Linked DNA regions of Homo sapiens: regions 2 and 3 are each linked to region 1. A link is a loop called in an ENCODE intact Hi-C map of the cell type or tissue named here. Cell type or tissue: Calu3. All regions are shown on one strand. Region 1 has its middle 250 kb from the start of HEAT2. Region 2 has its middle 170 kb from the start of HEAT2. Region 3 has its middle 480 kb from the start of HEAT2.

Evidence for each region. A loop is a pair of places that touch in the nucleus more often than their neighbours do. Peaks named below come from ENCODE experiments on the same cell type or tissue, not always from the same donor. Only the 100,000 strongest peaks of a DNase experiment are listed, where the experiment ranks them.
Region 2: a loop joins it to region 1, with 9 times the contacts of the local background. A loop is called at or near these places in 3 of 110 quality-filtered maps.
Region 3: a loop joins it to region 1, with 3 times the contacts of the local background. A loop is called at or near these places in 2 of 110 quality-filtered maps.

Annotation. Positions count from the first base shown.
Region 1 is chr10:111,355,661-111,363,660 of GRCh38, reverse strand. No RefSeq gene overlaps it. Among named protein-coding and RNA genes, the nearest start is that of HEAT2, 250 kb to the right of the region's middle. In Calu3, a CTCF peak has its summit at 3,154 (motif pointing right); a DNase peak (open chromatin) is centred at 3,250.
Region 2 is chr10:111,276,724-111,284,723 of GRCh38, reverse strand. No RefSeq gene overlaps it. Among named protein-coding and RNA genes, the nearest start is that of HEAT2, 170 kb to the right of the region's middle. In Calu3, no CTCF peak of the experiment used is centred here; a DNase peak (open chromatin) is centred at 3,013.
Region 3 is chr10:111,595,072-111,603,071 of GRCh38, reverse strand. No RefSeq gene overlaps it. Among named protein-coding and RNA genes, the nearest start is that of HEAT2, 480 kb to the right of the region's middle. In Calu3, no CTCF peak of the experiment used is centred here; a DNase peak (open chromatin) is centred at 4,411.

The DNA.
Region 1 (8,000 bases):
AATGTCCATACTACCCAGAGAGATGTACAGATTCAATGCAATCTCAATCAAAATTCCAATGGCAATTTTCACACAAACAGAAAGAAGAATCATAAAATTCACATGAAACCAAAAAAGACCCCTAATAGCCAAGGCAATCTTGAGAAAGGACAAAATTGGAGGCATTACGCTTCCTGATTTTAAACTATATTACAAAGCTATATATATTTTAAAAAATAAAAAAGTCTAGTATCGGCATGAAAACAGACACATAGACCAACGGAATGGAATAAATCCCAGAAATACAATTGATTTTTACATATTGGTCTTGTATCCTCAATTTTTAAAGTCGGGTTTTATATTTAGCAGCTTTCCTGAACCTTTGGGACTATTTAGCTTTTATCTAAGATATTTTCTCAGTAATATTGAAATAAAAAATAGAGCTAGTTCCCCAGTTACAAAGGCACACTCGCAAAGAGACAAGGTGACTAGCTATGCAAGGAGATTAAAATGGCAAATGAGGCACTTCTTTGTGTGGAATTGTCTACGTATATGTGTACAGGAGCACTCTATCTCTAAGCTTTTAACACAGACCTTGCAGACTGCACCCCAAAGCCACACGGAACTGAGGTCTTGAAAGTCTTCCAAGGACAGATGGGACCACAATGCTTGGTGTCTATTGATTGTTCAAGGCTTCCTGATCCTCAGACAAGGAAGCCACAGAATATTGAAGACTATCTCAAGATGGTCTATAATATGTAGCTATTTAGGAAATACAATTATCATATTCATCCATAAATTTAGATCAGCAAGTAACAGCAAAAACTGATAACAATATTTTAAGAAATATTTTTCTGTTGTTTTTCTTCCCCCTATTTGTCTCCCTTATTTCTTCTAAGATCATTGAAAAGGTTTCAGGTCAATTAAAATAAAATTTTAATTACTCATTTGTGTGTGGGGTGGGGTGGGTGTGTGGGCATGGGTAGGGCTGTAAGGTGCCAGTTATCTAAGAATAAAGTGGCCAATCTTAGATTTTGAGAAAATTCATTTAGCACACATTTAACATGTTTCAAAGTATTTGAATCCTAAGTTTGACATCACTTTTCATTTTGAGACAAACTCCTCTACCTCCTTAAAAATGAGATTGGGGCGGGCACAGTGGCTCACACCTGTAATCCTAGTACTTTGGGAGGCCTAAGTGGGTGGATTGCCTGAGCACCGGAGTTTGAGACCAGCCTGAGCAACACGATGAAACCCCATCTCTTCTAAAAATACAAAAAATTAACAGGTTGTGGTGATGGGCACCTGTAATCCCAGCTATCTGGGAGGCTGAGGCAGGAGAATTGTTTGAACCCAGGAGGCAGAGGTTGCAGTGAGCCGAGATCCCGCCACTGCACTCCACCCTGGGCGACAGAGTAAGACTCCATCAAAAAAAAAAAGAAAGAAAAAAAGAAAAGAGGCTGAATCACAACCATAGGCAAACTTTTGATTTAGTCAGTAAGGGCTCATAAATATTTGTTAGAATAATGATGTACAGGGCACTGTACTTGATTCAGAATGCTAATTAGGGCTCCATTATAGTACTCTAATAATGCAGGTGTGTGTGTGTGTGTGTGTGTGTGTGTGTTTATGCCTACTTCTGTATTCATAGCTTTCTCCTTTGTTACTCTCATTCTCTTTCTTTTATTCCTGATCCTAATTACTCTCTGAATCTTTTCTTTCATTTGTATCTTTTAATCTCAATGGCTTGGGCAACTGGTTAACCACTTAGTACTGTGTACTACAACAGTCAAGAAGACCAGGAGACAGATAATTAGATACTTGAGGAAAAATTATTCCTGTGTTCCATCTGGGTGCTTCCTAAACTTTAATGTGCACTGAAGTCGCTTTAAGTTCTTGTAAAATGCAGATTCTGATTTAGCTGGTCTCAGAAGGGACCGAAGATTCTGCATTTCTGACAAGCCCCTGGTCATGCTAATGCTGCTGATTTACAGACTACACTTTAAGTAGAAGGTTAGACTGTTGGGGATTAGCACAAATTTGGCTGTTAGTTTTAAAGGGCATTATTGTTAAATTTTATTATGTATATTTATCCCAATGCCACTCACACATGGCACACTTTGAAAAGTGTTGACTTCTAGAGAGTAGGGGGGATTAGAATGATCTAATGTTGATCCTTCGACTTTGCAAAATGTTGACTCAAGCACCATTTAAAAATCAATTACATGATTCAGGTGATGGTTACACGAAAAGCCCAGACTTCGTCACTACACAGCATATCCATATAATACAATCATACTTGTACTCCTTAAATTTACATAAATTTTAAAAAGAAAGATAAAAAGAAAGAGTTTGGGTGTTTTCTTTTGAGATCCATGAAATATGACAGAGTTTAGGGAGGATTACATAAAATAAAATTTATGGGAGTGCTTGATAGTATCTGGCATGCCACAGATACTCAGTGACCATCATTTGCAGTTCATCTTTTGTTTCCTTGATTGGTTCTGCATACTTTATGCCTATCTTATGCTATTCTATCATTTTTAAATACTTGCATGACTGTATTTTTTAATCCATGTGTTTATGATCTATGTGCCTTACTGAATTACCACTTCCTTGAGGGCACAAATATGACATATATATTGGGTGTTTCCTCTTATTGTAGAATGTGGTATCTTGCATCTGTGGTCACTTATCTGAACTCAACTGATTAGAGAAGTGCTAATAAAAAATGTCTATCCATCCATCTCTCCCACAAGCCTGCCTGAACTTCCTTCATTACCAGTTAGTTCCTTGAGTTAAGCCAGACCTCAGAGCAAACATGAAAGTATCCACCGATAGAGAGGGAACACTGATTTATTCTCAGTCTTTCCTACCCAATGAAGGAGTCTTTGGTCTGTAGTCACCGAGTTCTTCCTCATGATGAGATCAATCAGTTAAAGCAGGGAAGGAGGCCAAAGTCTAGATTAAGGTGTAAAGGGAGAGTTGGACACCTGAGAGCTAACTTAAAAGAGGAGATTAATCCAGTACCCTATAGTCTGCCTAGGACAGCATAGAGTCCTGAGAGACATGGGGTAATGGGTGGGTGGTAGAGGCAGGAGGAAGGGGAGGGGAAGTACTAGGAAGCCACTGTATTGCAGATACCCTTCCATTTGCCCACTCACCTTTCAGCCACTTGGTGGCACTGACCTCTCACACAGGCTTTTAAGAAACAGCAGCATATCACACACTGGAGCATGCAGTGTGTTCTGGTGCCTCCTACCAGCCAGAGGGGCGCCTGCAGAGAGATTGGCAGTTTCCATCCTGTCACCACAGGGAAAGGGTATTTCTTGGGTCTCTCGTTCCCTCTGTGGTCAGTGCTCACGCCAGCATGATCCTCTCCTTATCTTCTCTGAGCTCAGGAGCCAGTACTAGAGGAAAAACATGGTGGGGGCTGTATTCTAGCTGAACAAAGGTAAACTGTGGTATTTTCCAGAAAACTCAATTAGCGCTTTCAGGACTCTGGGCACCACCTGGGACCCATAAACAGCATTCACCCACTCCATGGCCTGGCTATATCCTCAGCCTCCTCCTCGGAGCATCCGTGAAGAATGACATTGAGCAGAAAGGATGAGGTCTTCATTTAGGCTATTGCAAAGGCCAGATTTCTATGAAGAGGAAAGGCACATCCTTCTATATCCAAAAGCGAACCTCTCTCTAGAGGCTTCGCCTACTCATATCATAGAGCAGGCTGGCCAATGCCAGGCTTTGAATCCACACCATGGCCCTATTGACCCCTGCTGTGACTCCATCCACAGCCCAGAGAAAGGTCAGTGCTCATCGCAGAGGACAGTAGGCAGTGGGGGTATCGCAGGAAGAGCTCACTGCTGGGCATGCAATATAATCCAATTTTCTATTGTTTATTATATTTACATGTATAAAAGATCTTTGTTTAATATTAATGCTGTGAAAGACACCTGCTTGCTGCTAGGGGATACAATGCTAAATAAACATAGTTTTTGCTCATATTCCAAGCATGGAGGCTTTAGGAAGATGAATAAATACAATTTAATGACCATTTTCTAGGCACTGTATTATATAAACTTTTTATATTTTTTATATATATTTGTGGGTGCACATATATGTGTATATATATACATATGCATACATATATACTTATAGATTTATAAAACTATCTTTTTAAAATATATATACATCATTTCTATATACAAAGGTATGAAATATCTTTATATATACCATTTATCACAGAATATATTTATGTATGTATGTGTGTATATATCTCTCTCTCTATATATATGTATTTTGGAAATGACAATTTCTTTTTCTAATAATAAAAGCAATAGAGGAGTGGTTAAGAGCACATGAATTTAAAGTCAGAATGCCTTTTACCTTGAACAAGTTACTTATCCTTCCTTAAGCCTGTTTTCCCATCTGGAAAATAAAGAAAGAGATAGAAAATAATGTGAAGATTGAGTGAGGTGAAGCATAATCCAAAAGCACATGTTTGATAAATAAAAGTTAACAATTATTATCCTCATGTGTATTGTTTAAAAAAAAAGAGTCAAGCAATTTTCAAAAGGCACAGAGAAGGAAATAACAGTGTCCTGTAAACCCATAATTCAGAAGTAGAACAGTTAATACCTTACTAAATACAAGCATGAGTTAAAAAAAAATCATGTTTTTTTTAAATGCATTTTGCTTTCCCCAACACACAATTATGTACTCTGATTTTACAGAAAGGATATAATATTCTAGTGACTTACATATCCTATTTTTCCTCAATATGGAGTGGGCATGGTTATAATTCAACATAGAGAATCCTACTCTCTTTTTAACAGCTTCACAGTGTTTTAGTCTGCAAATCATCAAGGTGTCTCCACCACTCATTTTAATTCTTTTTCTAATGGAATTGGCACATCTAGAAAAAACACCACCAGATAATGTTTATGACAATGAACATTCTTTTCATGTTTCTGATCTTAACGGGAATTTTAACACTGAGCTTGAGGCTAGCCATGGATTTTAAATGTATGTCTTATAATGCTATGAGCATATTCATTTATTGATACTTGATTGAAAGTTTTTGTATCAAGAATGGATGTTAATTTTTATCAAATGCTTTTCAGCATATATCAAGTTGTATTATGTTTTTTCTTTTGCTGTTAGTAAATTGAATTATAACCATTGATTTCCTAATATTAAACAATTAATGAAGTCATAGAAAGAACGCTTCCTCGTCATGGTGATTTTTCCCTTAACGTACTGCTGGGTTCTGTTTGCTGATGATTATAGATGTCCAAATCCCAAATAAAATAGCTATAATACATATGATAGTTTTATGTGCTCTTTGGACTTATGTTAGTGCTAATGCTATATTTTAATAAAAGTAATTAGAAGTACTTTATTCTATTTTTATGCTTAAAATTCTAGGTAGATTTGTTTCCTAAAGGTTGAAAGTATTTGCAAGGAAAATAATCCTTTACAAATTTCACAACATTTAACACTAGATTCCATAGTATTTTAGTTTCTACCTGTCCTAGAGTCTTTTTTGGTCATTTATTTATTTTCCCATCTGGGAGTAAAATTGTCACAAAACCCTGAGGCTCTTCAGCTATCTTGTGAAGTCAGCATTTTTTCCTCCACATAGCCACCTTTGTGTGATAGTGTTCCTCACTTGCTGTGAAAATGGCTTTTCCCCCCCTCCTACTATTTTCTGTAATCTTCACGTTAAGGATTCATTCCTCCTACAACATCAGAATAAAATCACATGGCTGTTGAGAAGCTAGATCAAAACCACACAAAGTATAGTGATAGTTGACCTTGAGTTTTGTTCTCCATTCCTAACAGTGCTGTTTTCACATTGCAGGAAAATTGGGCATTGCTTGCCATCCCTGGCCTTCCCAGCCCTCCAGCCCTCAATCCTTAACAAAGGAAACCAATTTTATATCATTAAATATCTACTTTATGAGGACATAGCTACAAACTCCATTTTATAGAGGAAAGTGAACATGGGCACATTTCTTCACCAAGATGAGCTCACACAGGTGCAGATTCAGCATTTAAATCAAGACTGCCTCCAAAGCTCATGGTCCCTCCACTGCTATCACTAGCATATTTGGGATCTGGGCTCCAGTGGTCCTTGAAGCCCTGTTGTACTTTCTGTCTCCCATAGGGTTTGGGGTCACATGGAAATAATAGAGTTAGAATTCTGTCACTTGCAACTTAAAAGTGCCCAATTAATAGAGGTGCTAATGTGTATTTATGCATCCCTACCTGATTGTAAACCCATTCAATGGTGCTCTGTGCTCCGTCCTTCAAATCTTTCTAGTGCGGAGACTCCAATGGAGTAGAAGCTCAAACTTCATAAACAATAACAAAGAAAATCAAGTTCCAAGTAAGTCAGTAATCATTAGATTGATTCTGTCTCTAGGTTCTAACTATAAACCATAGGAAAACTAACTTAAAATGTGTAAGATAAACATTAATAAGCGTGATATGTAACTAGAGAAAAATGGCAAGCCAGAAGGGATAAATTTCAGCATCCTACACAGATATTATGTGGTCAATCCTGGCTAATCTGGTTATCTCTTTGGATTTTAATTTCCACAGCCATAATGTAAATCACCGAGCTCAAACAGGATAAAATGTGTGTGAATCCTTGAGGATTAAGTGCTGGCTGCAACCAAATATTAATAAAACTTTTTTAGAGACAAATAGATCCCAAATCTCAGATTCCCCTGATGACAAGAATATGATTACAAACCTATTATCTCAATTTCATGGATAATGAACCTGACCTTGGGCAAGTTTCTTCGCAAAATTAGTTTAGACAAATCATATTGAACAATTCCTGAATTCCTTGGTATAAGAGAAGCTAAAACCTCCAGAAACGCCCCTCACTTCCTCTTTTTTCACTTGTTTGGCTTGGTCTAGATGTCACTTTATGATGTGGAAAATCAGTGCTAACGGAGCAGTGAGGTATTTGTCTAAGGTTTTCTTTCCAGGGTTTAGGTGTTTTCATGTTTAGAGATGTTTGCCTTATCTTTGGAAGGGAAGTATTTGTCATCCAGGAGCATACTGCATTTTTTGCAGTTCTTATACTGCTGATGTTGCTAAACACTGTCATTTCCTTTAATTATATTATTCATAAGAACAGTAATTGTTCTTAAAATGGCAAAACATTGTATGTTCCCCAACACAATAACAGTTGCTCTACTGAAATGTGCCCACTTTCAAAGAATGGAAGGAGACCCACCCCCAGCTACCTAACAATCACTTGAAGGATATTTACTACCATGAGCTCACTGTTAACTAAAAATGCTCCAAACAAACCATATAACAGTTACTTACTGGATTTACTCACTTAAAACTATAAAATCCACTTAAAAATTGAACAACTATTTCTACTTCTTCCTATCTTCAGATACTTGAGAACTTCAGAACTTGAGACAGCTGAGTTCCAACCATCACCTGATGTGCTGGAACAAATTAATTATGCAGCAAAGATTTTTGCTCTATCAGGGCTTTCTACAATCCTGAGATATAAATGTTGTCTATAACCATATCAAAGGAAAAGATGAGATGTTGAGCTCAGCTTTATTTTGCCAATGTAGACAATGGAAAGAAAAAAAAAACAAAAAACAAAAAACACCTTTTCTTGAAAATCAATGAGTCTCCAGGGGCTAGCACTGTACTTGATGTGCCAAGAAAAACAAAGAGACAAAGAGAACATTTGCTGGTGAAATCACGTAGGATGTCTTTGCCTTTAGGAAAAGAAAAGGAAAAGAAAAAAAAGAAAAACAAAACAAAAAAAAACCTTACGAACATAGCTCTCAAACTCTAAAAGAAGTTGAAATGTGAGTCTAGCCAATTAGTGGGAATTTCTGGGTATAAGATATTCTCCATATTCCTGCCTCTGCTCCCGCTGTTCATCTAGATGCCCTCTCCATCACCTGGGTGATGGAAAACCTGTCTGTCCTCCCGTGATCTCTGGTCTTCCTCCAGGAAGAGCCCAGTGATGG
Region 2 (8,000 bases), 79 kb after region 1:
TTTGGAATGTTAAATAATTAGAAGTCATGGAATTTCATCAAAATGTGAGTGAACCTGAACCAAAGAATGGTGGAGAGACTGTTTTGTCAGCTCTGGGTTGGGTGACAAATTGGCAGCACACCCAGCGGTGCCTGAGGTGGCAGAGAGCTTTCATGCACACTTGCACTTTGAGTAAGGATCCTAGCACAATGCCGGATGCCCCGCCACATAAATTATGGCTCAGGCGAGAAACACAACAAAGCAATTTGCCTCTGTAACTAATTCCTCTTGTCTGTAGCGCTGAAGGAGCAATACTTTAGCAGCCAGTGAGTTGGATAATTGGAAATAAGGGCAACTCTCTGAGCAGGCTGAGGAAGGCTGGTTTTTATCAACCTTGGAGCTATTTTTTATAATCAGTGTCTATGTGCAAAAAATAAAATAAATAAATACAGAACAGGAAATAAACCTTCCTCACCCACCAGCACAGACATGTCCTTTTTTAAATACTACCTTGAAACTTTATTAAATAATAGTGAAACTCAACTTCTTGGCTTCAGAAGGAATCTTGGAAGCAGGTTATTAAACTAACACTTCTACAGAGTGAGCAAAATTTCACCAGAACCAATGTTCTTCCCACTACAGACAGAGAGGTGGCAAGGACAGAAATTTTCCATAAGGATTTTTGTCTTCTGATTGCTAAGCAGGACTTAAGTGCCTCTTTGCTTTTGAAGTCACTCTTGCTGACTGGAAATGCTCACAGGCCTGTGCATCCAGAGACCCAAAAGATCAGACACACACACACACACCCCTCTGCCAAACCCAGTACCCCCTTCCCACATCTATCCCACACTTTTGCAATATCAACCACCTCACACCTCAAACCGAGCCAACATCCAACCTGTGGTTTAGAAAGTATAATGGGGGCCGGGCACGGTGGCTCACATCTGTAACCCCAGCACTTTGGGAGGCCAAGGCGGGTGGATCACGAGGTCAGGAGATCAAGACCATCCTGGCCAACATGGTAAAACCCTGTCTCTACTAAAAACACAAAAATTAGCTGGGCGTGGTGGCGGGCGCCTGTAGTCCCAGCTACTCAGGAGGCTGAGACAGGAGAATCGCTTGAACCTGGAAGGCAGAGGTTGCAGTGAGCAGAGATCACACCACTGTACTCCAGCCTGGACAACAGAGTGAGACTCCGTCTCAAAAAAAAAAAAAAAAAAAAAAAAATACCCTGTGGGAGATAATTCAATCATGGGGGCAGTTTCCCCCATACTGTTCTCATGGTAGTAAGTCTCACAAGATCCGATGGTTTTATAAGGGGTTTCCCTTTCACTTGACTCTCATCTTCTCTCGTGTCTGCTGCCATGTAAGATGTGACTTTCACCTTCTGCTATGAGTGTGAGGCCTCCCTAGCCATATGGAACTGTGAGTTAATTAAACCTCTTTCCTTTATAAATTACCCAGTCTCAGGTATGTCTTTATTAGCAGTGTGAGAACAGACTAATAACACCAACTCAACAACTCATTTCTGATTTCTGTCCCCAAAGATTTTCAAGTCTAAGATTTCCCAGTCTTCCTTGGGCAAATGATGAAAGAAAAGCAATCTTGGAAGTAGGGTTCTTTTTCCTATTAGAGATTTTATAAACAACACAATGATTCAGGCATGACCTTCAATGCTGACTATACAGAGAGGGAAAGACGGAAAATGCTCCATTCACCAAATCTTTTTGGAGTGAACTCTGAATTTACTCTGGAGAAAATGCCTTGTGAAACTGCTGAGAATGAAGAGTAAGAGTCCAAAAGCAAGTTCAAGACACAAAAGTTGGGAACAACATACACTATTCTTGGGTGATAGTTGCACTAAAAGCTGAGACTTCACTACACAATATATCCATGAAACAAAAATGCACTTGCACCCCCTAAATCTATAAAAATAAAAATAAGTAGAAAATAAAAAAGACAGAAAGTTGATTAGGAAATCGCTCTGCATTAGAAAGAAATAAGAAATTTGTACTTCCTGGGGGAAAATCCTGAAGAGGGAGAGGGGAGTAGAGGAATTGAGACTGCTTGGCTCAAAGGAGGAGGGAAAAAAAAGAAAACTCTCAGATGACAGAGTAACTGTGCAGTGGGTTTGATACAGAAAAATGACTGTTGGGGAATTTTCCACATTGATGGCCACTTAATCCTAATATTAATCTTATAACATGGTTCCCTGCTCAGAAACATCCAGTAGCTTCCTATTGCTTCCGGGATTTAAATCTGTGGCCTCTGCCTGCTATCTGCAGCTTTTCCACTCCAGACTGGCTCCAACGGTACCCCCAGCTCCTTAACAAGTACCCCATGGAGGAGGAAACTGCAGCCTGGTGCCGTCAAGGCAGAGGGGTTCCAGCCCTGGTGCATATCCCCCTAACTTGTGAAACCTGTTGATACCACACCGTCCCCAATGACAAATAAGAGAGTTACACCAATGGATCTCTGAAGGCCCTTTCTTTGCCACACTGCAAGATCACAAGTGGCTTCTCTGGACCCCCTACTCCCACCAGCCCTAACTCTCCCATCTCCTTCCTTTCTTATCGCTACGTCCACACTTTGACTCACTCAAATTGCTTTTTCCTTGTTTGCCTCTCCCCTCTGTGAGACCTACTGAGTTGCAGCAGGAGTTGCATCAACTCAAATGCCCCAAATGCCACGGCACATAGGCATGGCCTTCTGAGAACTACTGTGCCCCCACCATCTGTCCTGTCACCCCCCACTCTGCCCACTGTTTGTAGCAATGCCAGCTCTTTTACGTGGGAACATCCTGCTTCTCATCCACATCATAAACCCTCTGAAGCCTGAAATATTTTTATAGGATTACTACTATTTTGGTATCACCAACAAACTCTTGGACAGTTCTGAACGCCAAATAAATACTGAATAAATAAACAAATCAGCAAAGTAAATTAGGGGGCCTTTCTCTTCCAGGCTCAGAGTTTTTGGCTCAGAACCGCATCCCTTTAACGGAGACCAGAAGTTTTCTGGAACTCCACCTGCTGGAGAAAAACTTTGTTGCTTTTTCACTGAGCCTGTTTATCCCAGATCTGGGGCAGCCTGAGGACTTGTACCAGCCTACAGCATGTATTTATATCCGTGCAGGCAAAGGGAGAGAACATACATTCATTTACCTACTATTGCATAGATAACATTACCAAAGGTCAACCCCCAATTCCCACCATAGCTTGTACCTAAGATGCCTTGCCTTTCGGGAGGGTCCCTGTACACAGTGGGTGGAGGTTTCTTCACTCTATTCCATGTCTTCATTTTGGGAGTCCATTTCCTGCCAGTAGAATGCAAGCTCCTTGGGAAAAGCTTGGTCTGTCTGCCTCGCTCACCACTGTGTCTCCAGCACCAACATGAGTTCCTGGGTAATGGATGTGTGAGGTGAAGAAGTGAATCAAGTAATGAACATATATGAGCACTCTGAGAACCCTGGAGGGTGCCCACAGCCTTCTCATCGACAGCTGAAGACCTTGTCACATGGTGGCTTCCATGGGGTCTTCCTTGGGGAGCAGAGTCAGAGACAGAAGTCCAGCACCAAGTGAGGCTCAAATTTAGCCTTCCATTTCATCATTAGCAAAATGCCACTAATAATTCTGACCTCATAGGAGGAGGAAGATGAAGGAGGCTGCTTCAGGCATGGCCCACACCAAGCTGCAGCCATATCAGCTCCAAACCCCAGACATTCAGTACATTCAAAAAGATGCCAGGTGACCTTGCAGCTCCCCTGAAGGCTCAAGTGGGGTCTCAGGAGACCCCCATGTATGTGGATGAGACATTGCTTCCCTCAGATCTGGAAGGGGGCCTTCCAGGCCCATCACAGCCCCTTTACCTAGAAGAATGCACAGTCCTTTGGTTGTAAATAGGACATGCCCTGCCAGACCCTGATTCTGGATGGCCAATCCAGTGGTGGAGATTTTTCACGTAAGACACTCATTCGTACCTGCCCCTCCTCTTCCCTGCAACACAATATATAGGGGTTGGCTGACCACAGTGAGCAGGCAACGTGTGACCTTGTTTCAGGCCAAAACTAACCAACGCCCATGCAATCAAACCTACGACTGTGGCTCAGGTCTAAGCCTATGACTCAGGGCACAGAAGGTACAGGCACCCCTGAAGGAGCTAAGAGAATCTGGGTAATGAAGCACAGTGGATACTAGCATGGATGAAGGAGCCAGAGTGCCTGAGTTTGAAACCCACCTCCACCACTGCTACATGCATGGCCTTAGGCAAGTGAGTTAGCCTTCCTGTATTAGTTTTCTCATCTGCAAAGCCCTCAGTTTCCTCAACATTAGTCCAGATCATGCACACTCAAAGCGAAGGGTAAATTATCTGCAGAGTCAGTGAGACTAGGCACTACAATGGTTGTCATGATAATTAAATAATACTTACCATGCTTGTCTCAGTTATCAATCATTGCATAATAAACTACCCCAAAAACCAGTGGCTTAAAGCCACAGTCATTTACTTCCTCATGATTTTGGAATCTGGGCAGGGCTCAGCATGGGCAGTTTGTCTTTTCTCTGTGTGGTGTCTATTTGGTTCTCTACTGGGCTAGAGAACCAAAGATGGTTTCACCCATAAGCTGGGAGAGGCTGGAATGGCTTGGGGCTGACTGGCTGAGTTTCTCTCCTTCTTCATAGTCTCTCACCCTCCCGAGTAGTCCTTTACATGGCTTCCAAGAAAGTAAACCCAAAAGCTGCAGGGTCTCTTAAGGACTAGACTGGAAACAGGCACAGCATCAAGTCCTCTGCATTCTTTTGGTCAAAGCAAATCACAGTGGCAACCCAGGTTCAAAGGGTGAGAAAACAGACTCCACCCCTTGGTAAGAGTAGTGGCTTATGCATCTAAGGAAGGCTGGAAGTGTTGGACAGTGCATTTGCAGACAGGACACCAGAGCACTATGCAGTCATTTGCAAAAGGAAAACCTCAAATCTAATCACCCAGGTGGGGCAGAAAAGCCATAATGCTCTTGACCTGAACTACCTCAAGTGACTACAGACTAAACATAAAACACAAAGCTACAGCCAGGTAAAGTGCAAATCCCTGGACCACTGCTTACTAGCCTGTCATGTTGAGCAGCAGGTCGTCTTATACTTAAAATACCCCAGTGTCCTCCTGCTCTCATGTAGGGGGAAATCTCACACCAGCAGTCAGCACATAGTGGATGCCTTGCTATTTGTAGATACTCAGTTAACATTTCTGAAACGAATAAATTCTAATTTAATTGAACAAAGGACTTAAATTTGTGAGTGAAACAACTGGTCCTTCTCCAGGGCTAATAATCTATTCCCAGAACAAGTTATACCAAGGACTCTAGAGGCTAACACTAAACACCTTTGAGTCCTGAGGTCCCTTTACCAACTGGGTAGCCTTGAGCAAGGAATCTTGTACATAGTAGATGCTCAACAAATGCTTGTGCAATTCATGTATTTTTTTTAATTTTATTATACTTTAGGTTTTAGGGTACATGTGCACAATGTGCAGGTTAGTTACATATGTACACATGTGCCATGCTGGTGTGCTGCACCCATTAACTCGTCATTTAGCATTAGGTATATGTCCTAATGCTATCCCTCCCCCCTCCCCCCACCCCACAACAGTCCCCAGAGTGTGATGTTCCCCTTCCTGTGTCCATGTGTTCTCTTTGTTCAGTTCCCACCTATGAGTGAGAACATGCGGTGTTTGGTTTTTTGTCCTTGCGATAGTTTACTGAGAATGATATTTCCAATTTCATCCATGTCCCTACAAAGGACATGAACTCATCATTTTTTATGGCTGCATAGTATTCCATGGCGTATATGTGCCACATTTTCTTAATCCAGTCTATCATTTTTGGACATTTGGGTTGGTTCCAAGTCTTTGCTATTGTGGCAATTCATGAATTCTAAAAGGTGCATGAAACAGTTGAATGAATGAATTGATAAATGAATAAAAAATGATCTCATGAACACCCACCCCACACTGGTGAACTACTCACCCCCTAACGATCCCTTCGTGTTGGGAACACCATTTGGTGGAAATTTTTCCTACTCCTCTCCTGCTTCTTGTCTAAGATGGCAGACACTGTCAGCTCCACTACAGAAGGGCAGTTTTTACTTCCTTGCTGGTATAGGACATGCCCTAACTTACACTTCATTTTTGAGTATGCAAGTCCTGGCCCAGCATCCAGAAAAGCCTGAGTTCTACTTGGGGACTTTCTAGGCCTTTTTGGCTGCAGTTAGGCTGAGCATCTGTTCTGCTTCCACCCAGCTGAGCACCCCTCCCTTTGAGCTGCCTCCTCCAGCAGCAGAAACATCAACAGAATCACCAGCTAAGCAAATCTCCTAACATTCAACTTAATTGTTAGTTGCCTGAGCAATGTTCCGTAACGTGGGGCAACACTTGCCTAATATCATTACGTCTAATGCTGCACTATGAGGACTTCTACTCATAAGTCTTAGCAACTACTATTATTATGTTTACAGTGTATCAAAAGTTAATATTATCTTCTTTAATCCTCCCAATAACTCCATGAAAGAGGCAAAATTATAATCCCAAATTTACCGATGAGGTCCCGAAGCTCACAGAGATTAGCTCACTTTCCCAAGTCCCACAGCTTCTAACTAGCCAAGCTGAGATTTTATCCCAGGTAGTCCGACCTGAAGGCTGCCTTGTCCTGTCACAGTCACGACCACACTGTTCCCATTTCTTTGTCTGTCTTTCCCATGAGATCAGCAATTCCTTGAGGGCTGGGACTGGCTCCTACTCATCCCCGACCTCTGTGTTCAACAGGAAGCTTGGATCCTGGCACAGAGATGGTGTCTAGTGGATGATGTGAACTGAATGCACGAGAGCTGTGTGACCTGACACATGGGACCATTCATCCAGCGGCATGACCAGATGACAGCACATCCAATTCATCGGTCAGGCCTCATTGCTCTGGTGGAAAATGCATTTTAAATCCCAGCCCAGGGACATAATTACCCTTTAGCATGGGAAGATATTCAATTTGTTACTCCTGGCCAGCACAGAAATCGGGTTGAGTTGGGTGGAAATACAAGACAGATTAGATTCCTCAAAACTGCCTTTATGTTTTTAAGGCTCTCTCCCTCCTCTCTTTCTCTCTCTCTCTCTCCCCCCCTCTTGTTTCACAGTATACAGGTGCCAAGTAACTTCAGCTTGCCACTCTTGGGTAAATGGTGACTGCTTTAATTTATACCTGCTGGGAAGCCCTCACCTAAGGAAAGCCTCCTCATCTTGCCTCATCCCCCTCCTTACCCTGTTCAAGTGCACAACCTAAACAAGGCTGGGAGGAACCCCAGGGCAGTTGCCCCTGGGCCTTTTCTTAATGAAGCTCATCTGCCTAGAAGATGGCAGCATGTGGATGGATCCATAGGAGAGGGTCTGAGTTGGGTAAAGAGCATGTCAGTTGAGTCCTGCAATGTGCCAGGTCATGCTCTGGAGACATCCACACATATTTCATTTAAGCAACAGGTCAGGCTATTATGAGCACTCTTTTTTCTTTTTTTTTTGCAGGTGTGAAAGGTGAGGCCAGCGGCTCCCAAATCCTAAGAAGCTGGCATTTAAACTTGAATGAACTAGCTCACATCACAGCCTCTTTACTCCTCACCTTGGAGAATGTGGGACTAAAAGGAGGTCATTTCTGAGAATGTGGAAATAAGACAGAACTAGGCCAAAGTCATGAAGAATCTAACAAGTTAGTCACCTTGAGAAATGGATTTTATTTCTGCCACAACTGGTCCAGATGGAGAAAGAAGGAATTGTTTCAACGTGGAAAATCTCCCAGAAAGACTCAAAGTATAACTCGTGAACCACCCAGGGAGCTAGATAAAATACAGATTCCAGGGTCCCACTCCAGATCAACTGAATCACAATCACAAAGGGCCTGGAAGTCTGCATGGTTAACAAGTTTTTCCCACCCCTGAGGATTTTGATGTACCCTCAAGTTTGAGAACCTCTCAAGTTTCGAGGTACTCTCAAGT
Region 3 (8,000 bases), 240 kb before region 1:
TCTCAGCCTGGATTTCATTGTCCATGTCATTATCAGCATTTTGGTCAAAGCCATTCAACAAGTTTCTAGAGAGTTCCAAACTGCCCCACATTTTTCTGTCTTCCTCTGAGCCCTCCAAACTGTTCCAATCTCTGCCTGTTACTCAATTCCAAAGTTGCTTCCACATTTTCAGGTGTCTTTTCAGCAGTGCCCCAACTCTACTAGTACTAATTTACTGTATTAGTCCGTTTTCACTGATGAAGAAAACTGCTGATGAAAACATACCCGAGGCTGGGTAATTTGTACAGGAAAAAGGGTTTAATGAACTTACAGTTTCATGTGACTGGGGAGGCCTCACAATCATGATGGAAGGCAAAGGAGAGCAAGTCACATCTTACATGGATGGCAGTAGGAAAAAAAAAAAAGCTTGTTCAGGGAAACTCTTTCTTATAGAACCATTAGATCTCATGAGACTTATTCACTGTCATGAGAAGAGCAAGGGAAAGACCTGCCCCCCATGATTCAGTTACCTCCCACTGGGTCCCTCCCACAACATGTGGGAATTCAAGATGACATTTGGGTGGGGACACAGCCAAACCATATCAATGTATGAGATATACAGATATATATTAATATTATATATATATATATGTGTATGTATGTATGTATATGTATATATATGCAAATATACATATATAGTGTAATGTATTTTATTTTTTAGTCATATGCTCAACATCGTTTGAAGTGGACTTCTCCTCTTTTTTACTGTCACTCCACTCATTTAACAAATTGTTAGCAAGTGCTTTCTATTCTCTCAGCTCTGTGATGGGCTCAGGTAGATTTAATAATAGGTCACAATTTGTCCCAGTTCCCACAGAGTTTTCAGTCCACTGACAGGCAACAAGGAAATAAGGGCATTGCACAACACATTCTTTAATTACAGTTGTGGAAGTGCTAGGAAAAAAAGTAGGTGGCAATAACAGCAAATATCATGGGGGTTATGCACATACAAACACACCCACACACTTAGGTTTTCCTTATTATTCAGTGTCTGCAGGTCTTTTAGGGAAAAGGGAATCTCTTTGACCTAGACACTGGACAATGTTAGATTTGGCAGTTGATCAAGAATATCGTTAACTGCATGGGGTTGTCCTGAGTTCTGAAATATCCTTTGATGTTTACGGAGTAATTTTAAATGGTGATTTTTTCCCCCACATTTGATTTAAAACAAATAGTAGGCCAAGTGTGGTGGCTTACGCCTGTAATCCCAGCACTTTGGGAGGCTGAGGCAGGCGGATCATGAGGTCAGGAGTTCGAGACCAGCCTGGCTAACATGGTGAATCCCTATCTCTATTAAAAATACAAAAATTAGCCAGGTGTGGTGGCGCATACCTGTAATCCCAACTACTTGGGAGGCTGAGGCAGGAGAATTGCTTGAACCAGGGAGCTGGAGGTTGCAGTGAGCCAAGATCACGCCACTGCATTCTAGCCTGGGTGACAGAGCAAGACGCAGTCTTGGAAAAAAAAAAAAAGAAAAGAAATAGTAGCCAATAATACCACTTTTTGGTTTTAATAAGATTCTGTAAGACAAAGAAAATATCTTTGAGGAAAGTTTATACCTATACTAGCAGCATATATGCTGTTTCCTCAGCCTAGAAGAGGGCATTTGTCATCTGCTGTGGAATCAACCTCTTTACACTGTATTGTCAGAATAATGATTCAGAAAGGCAGACTGAATGTGTGTATTGTGTATTATATTATACATTCAGGGGGCACTATGGATGGGTGTGTTGCTTTTATTCTTTCTGGTTGGCACACTTTTTAGGCTTTCATGATTCATGATGGGGTCTCCTGAAACTGACCCCTCTTTCCTGGGTGTAGGGGGAAGGATTTTTGTTTGGGTAGGCTAACTTAGTACTGTTTGAACCTTTGAAACTATATAAAGATAGGAAAAATGTAATCTATCATGCCAAATACTTCCTTTTATGAACATTTTTACTCTGCTGAAGCCTCTGTGTATCCCATACAGATATGTCCCTTGCTGAGCACTGCAGTTCCAGCAGGGGCAGCTGAGAGAGGGCATGCCGGCACCTGTGTTTGTGGCCTTGTCCCAGAGCAGTGGCTCTTTCTTGTCAGCTGGCTGGCTTCCAGGCGCAATAAGAGAGCATGCTGATTTCCAAGTATAATGCTTTGCTGGGGCTGGAATCAAAGCTGTCAATAGTAAAGAGCTTTCTTTTTAGTCTTCTTATATATTCAGCGGGAATTCAGCAGTGAAAACATGACCAACAATAGGCAGAGGGCCTGTAACAGTCTTTAAAACTCATGCAGATGGTTTTCAAACCTTAATTGTCTAAAAATGGCATGCATTGTTGACTGAAATACTAGCTTGGGCTGCAAACTAGGTGTAATAACTTTCTTACCTATCTGCTGAATCTATTGTTTCCTCGCTCATCAGGAATTTAAAGAGTTTACATCTGAAAGACTTGGTTTGGGGAATTAGAGGGTTCCCTGATTTTGCTGAGAAATGTATTAATAATGTCTACTAGTTATGTATGAGTTATAACAATGAGGTAGTCCCATGAGATATAAAATGCAAAAAGTTTTAAAAATATGAAACCAGTGATATTTTATTGGTTGGGAATCTCTTGGTTGAAAGTGATAGCAAGCCATTTAATGTGGCCTAAAGCAAAAGATACATTTATTGAAAAGTTCAGGAATTGTAAAGTTCATCAGGAATGCTGGATCCAGGAGTCCAGATTACATAGTCAGGGGTTAGTCCATCTCCTCTCTATCTTCACTTTTTCTTTGTTCTCTGTTGTCTCATTGGTGGACATGTGATGACCCCCCAGCAGCCCAGGCTTGTACATCCTTATGGTAATCAAATGCTATAAATCGCCCTGAGTCACCTTAGGGTTCATTACAGTTGGGTTCATTACACTCACCCTACAGTAATCAAATGCTGTAAGCTTTCTCAGCTGCCCTAGAGTTCACTCTGATTCGATTAACCTAGGTAACATCATCAATCTTTGAACCAGCCACTGTGATCAAGCAGATGGAATATACTCATTCTCCAAGCATGGATCATATGACTACCCTTTAAAATGAAATGGGTATGAGGTTAGCTGATCAGCACAACCCAAACCACATGGACAGAAAATTCGGAATGGATTATTCCCCAAAGGAAAACCAGGTTGCCAGATAGAAAAATGGGCATTGGACAAAAATAGTCAATGTCCATTACTAATATCACAGAACATCCAAGGACCCTTGCAGAGCATCTGTCCCCATTCTTACTCTTGCCAACTCGTCTTGATCCACTATGCCTTCTTCTGGGGACTTGAATACACTGAGCTTCATCCCACCTAAAGTTCTCTTTCGTTGCATCAGGCAACTCTGTATTTCCTAACATGCCCTTCACTTTCATGCCTCTAAGCTCTTACTCTTGCTCTTCCCTTCACTTGTCCATCTTAGGTGTGGTTCTCTCCATCTTTCAAGAACCCACTCAGTTATTGTGTCTCTTCTCCCAACCTAAACAGACTTCGTTGCTCCCTCCTCTGTTTCTCATAGCTCAACTAGAATAGCTGTCCAGTTGTGCGCCAGTTAGGTGTTTATGTATTAGTTTTCCCAGCTAGTCTGCAAGCTCTTTGAGAGTCTGAGCTGTGTCTTTTGTGTCTTTATGTAAATGATTGGAAAAGTCATATCAAAATAATGCTCTAAGAAGTTTTCTTATAGAAGTAACAATTTTTAAAATTACCTTAATAAGCACTACTGGAGTAAGTGGGCTAAGTGCTTTATATATATATATATATATATATATATATATATATATATATATATATATATATATATATATATATATAGCTTCGCTTATGTCTTACAAAAATCCTATAAGGTAGGTACTATGTACTATTCTTCTGTTCTACAGATGAGAAAAACCGAGGCTCAAAGAAGTTATGCAACTTGCCTATGGTTACGCAGCTAATAAGTGCCCAAGCTGAAATCTGAATCCAGATTTGCTTGATTTTAAAGTCTGAGGTATTAGCCATTGTGCAAACCGTCTCTTAGCCAGTAACTGTGTTTGCAAATGGGTAGTTATTCAGATACCAATGGATGCACTGAAGACTTCTCTACTCTTCCCCACCCCATCCTATCCCCACCAGAAATAAATTCTGCTTTCTCAATATGAAATTTTCTAGACCATTAGCTTAAATCTACTGTGCCAGTTTTTTAAGAACCTTTATTCCTGACTTTGCAATTGACTGATTCCAAGTATGCTGATCCACTAAGGAGCACCCTGTCCCAAATGAAATGGAATAGTTCTTTCTATAATAAAAGTTCACACTAAAGTTGACAAGATATTCAAAATGCCTGCCCTTCATAGAGGCTATATTTGTTATGTAAGCAAGGCAGTCTGACTTGTAACCAGTAGGTGGCACTAGACTTTCCCCTCCCGGCTATGGCTGTAACTGGTTATGGAGTTGTTCTGTTACTAAGCGGCGGCTGAAAGGGACCCATGGAATGCAGTTGCATGGCTTCCTATCAGTGAAATCATTCTGGATAGAGCAGGGTTCTTCCCCCAGCTTGCACTCAGCCTTGTCCTAGGCGTAGAGCAGGGTCATATGGATTAAATACCGGTTCTTAGGTGCACAAAGAAAAATGCAACCAGTCCAAGCGTGGCAATCTCCTTAGGCCACCCTTCCAGCTGCTGGCTCTTTGGCACTGTGATTTGTCTAAAGCTGATGGTGGGGGAGGTGAACATACAGGTACATTGCAAATCATTAGGAGGAAAAGTACTTCATACTCAGAATCTGGACTGGAGTGGTAGGCTGTGCCAGGAAATGCTTTTCTCTGCACAGTTAGGGCAACTAAATGCCTTGATTAGGGACAATGTCTAGCCACTCAATCAACATTTCCTAAATCTCTTCTAGTAATTCAAATCATTCTGGAAGCTCAAAAGGATATGAAGATGGAAAAAGCATAGTTCCTGTATTCCAGGAGCTTACCATCTACTAATAATGAATCTAATATCCATTGATTCAGCCAGTACTGATTGGGCACCTATTGAGAAATGGGGAATAGAGTGTTAGATCACACTGCCTGGATAGAGCTTACAGCCTAGTGGAGAATATAGACATTAAGCAAGTAATAACACATTACTAGTATAATAAATACCATGGTAATAAAGTAACAAGACATCCTTGCTATGAGGACATATAGCAAGGAGGTCTGGAGGCGTGTGAGTCATACAAGGCCTTCTAGAAGAGATGATTATAAGGGGATATCCAAAGAGGAGCTGGAATTAAGTGGGCAGAATGGAGAAGGGAGAGGAGAAGAATGAGAATCATGTCAGGTAGAGGGAAGAGCATGTGATAACCCAGAGGCAGGGTGGAATGAGGTACTTTTAAAGAACTAAAAAAAAGTCTGTGAGGCTAGAGCTGGGTGAGCAATAAGAAAAGTTGTAGAAGATGGGGCTAAAAGGATTGATAGTCAGGACCAGATGATGCAGAGCCTTGTATACCATGTTGAGGAATTTAAAATGTATGCAAGAGCAATGAGGAAGCCCTGATAGATTTGAAAAAGATTGGTGTTATGACATCATATGTTCATTTATTTATCTAATAATATTTATTGCATGCCTACTCTGTGCCAGTGTATCAGGTGCTAGAAACTTTAATAGAGATGTAAATTATAATTTAAAATTTTAAAAAGTAATTGATTCAGAAAGATGGGAGGCAGGAAAGTTTTCTTAGAATGAAAAATGTATTCATGCAACAAAAAGTTTTGGGCACCCTGGCATATCTCAGGATCTGTTCTAGGCCCTGGAGATTCAATGGTGAATTATACCCAGTCCTCATCACAAGGAATATTTATTGTGTGCATTGAAATTCATGGCAGGAGGTATAGCATGTAGGAGATGAAAGGGAAAAATCAGTCAACTGAAAGATCTGCTCTGGCAGACACTGAGAGTGTGGCACGGTGGAAGCTAATAGTAACCAGGATCCAGCACATTAGTGTTTACACTTTCATGTTCATGATCCCAGTTTTCAAAAACCGACTGTGTCCCACTAAAAGGAACTAGGAATCCATGGAAGAATGACTAATTCCAGATCTGAGACAGGAAATGCATAAGATGAGCATTGGCCATCTTTTTATGCAGATAGCAAAGATGTAGTCAAAGATGAATGGAATTACATCAAAAGGACATCGAAACAGTTTGAAGGGTCACTCATTGACCAAAGATGGGACAATTTGAACATCAGAACAAATTAACTGAGGAACACCTCTGTGAATTTACAAAAATATACATGTTTATAATAATAGTTTTTTTAAAAAGATAGCCCTTAACCCCCCAAATTAAAAAAGACTCATTGGTCACATTGGAAGTAACCTCACTCTGAAAATTAAAGGGAAATAATTAAACATTTATTTTTTCTTTCTTGGATAAGCAGTATTTCAATATGACCAAGTAGCCCTAGTTGACGAAGAAAACTACTTCTTTATAGAGGAATTCCACCTAATAAATGTAAAGGGTTGAAGAAGTGACAGAATTAGAACATTATCATTTTGCAACTTATAATAAGAATCAATAATTTAGGCAAAGATTTTCAATGAATGAAGACATTTTTAAAAATGAATGGAGAATTTTTCCATGAAAGGTCAGGCTTTTACCATTTGAACCCACTGATTAATTTAAGTAATACTTATTCTAGTGAATAAACCAGAAATATTTACCACTTGAAGGAAGATAAAATACATGGCATCCCGTATGATGTAATTTTGGGAAGAAAGGTCAAACATGACTATAATGGAACCCTCAGAGAAAAAGTGTTGTTATTAACAAACATGAAGTTTACAGAAACAAATTAAAAGACAGTAGAATGAAAAAGTAAAATGATGAGGAAGGCACTGCTCTATATGAAAAGATTCTAGGAGACATAACCAAATGCAATGTGTAATCCTATTTGGATACTGTTTTGAACAAGCTTCCTATAAAATGAAATTTTTGTTACAATCAGGAAATGTGAATATAATGGATAATTAGACAAATCACAGAATTATTGTTAATTTGACTAGAGTTGATGATGGCATTGTGGTTATATATGAAAATGTCTGTATTTTATAGAAATGCATACTGAAGTATAGAGTGGTTAAATGACATGAGTTCTGAGATTTGCTTAAAAACACTTAGCCAAGAAAGGAAGGCATAATGTCTGATACTGGTGTGGCAAAATCTAGGAAACTGTTGAATCTGGGTGTAGTATATAGGTGTTCTCTGTACTATACATGTTTGAAATTATTCATAAAAAACCATGACTGTGGCATTGTGAGGTAAGTAAGGCAGAGTATGCTCCAAACACCCATGATTAGAAGTCTTACATCTGAAGCACGTGTATTGGTGTGAGGTCATGTAGCTAATAAGAAACAGGACTATGACTGGAACTCTAATTCCAAGTCTAGCACTCTTTCCATAACAGCTCTCACTTTGCTTTTCTAGAGTGCATTCACAAGTCACCCTCTTTGGCTCTTTGGCTCACGAGATGGCTCTAGCATTAGAAGAAGGCAGACAGCATTTTGTTCCTTACATTTTGCCCATTTCCCTAGAACTGGAAAAGAGGGCTGTGGTTTGTCAATAGGCTCCTGGAGGGAGGTGGTTTCCAACTGCTGAGTAGACGAATGACCAGGCACTAGTAAAAGGTGTGTTCACTGGCTAAAAGTTAGACCAAGCCCTGGCTTCTGGCCTTTCCTAAGCCACAGGCAAATCCCAGGCACATTGATCATCTGCAAGCATGTTTCTACCTGTTCTCATCTCTTCTCTTTGCAGCAGGTTATCCTTCCTCAAATATGAGAATATGAAATGCTTTAATGAGGGTATAAGAAATCGACCTGCTCACTTCCAAGCAAAACTGTGGGCAAAAGTTCACATTTAGATGGTGTCTATAATTCTCTTTTGCTGTGTACCTCTGAGAGGTTTTATTTGGATCAGCAAAGAGGTGGGAGTGCTAACACAAATGAAACATAAC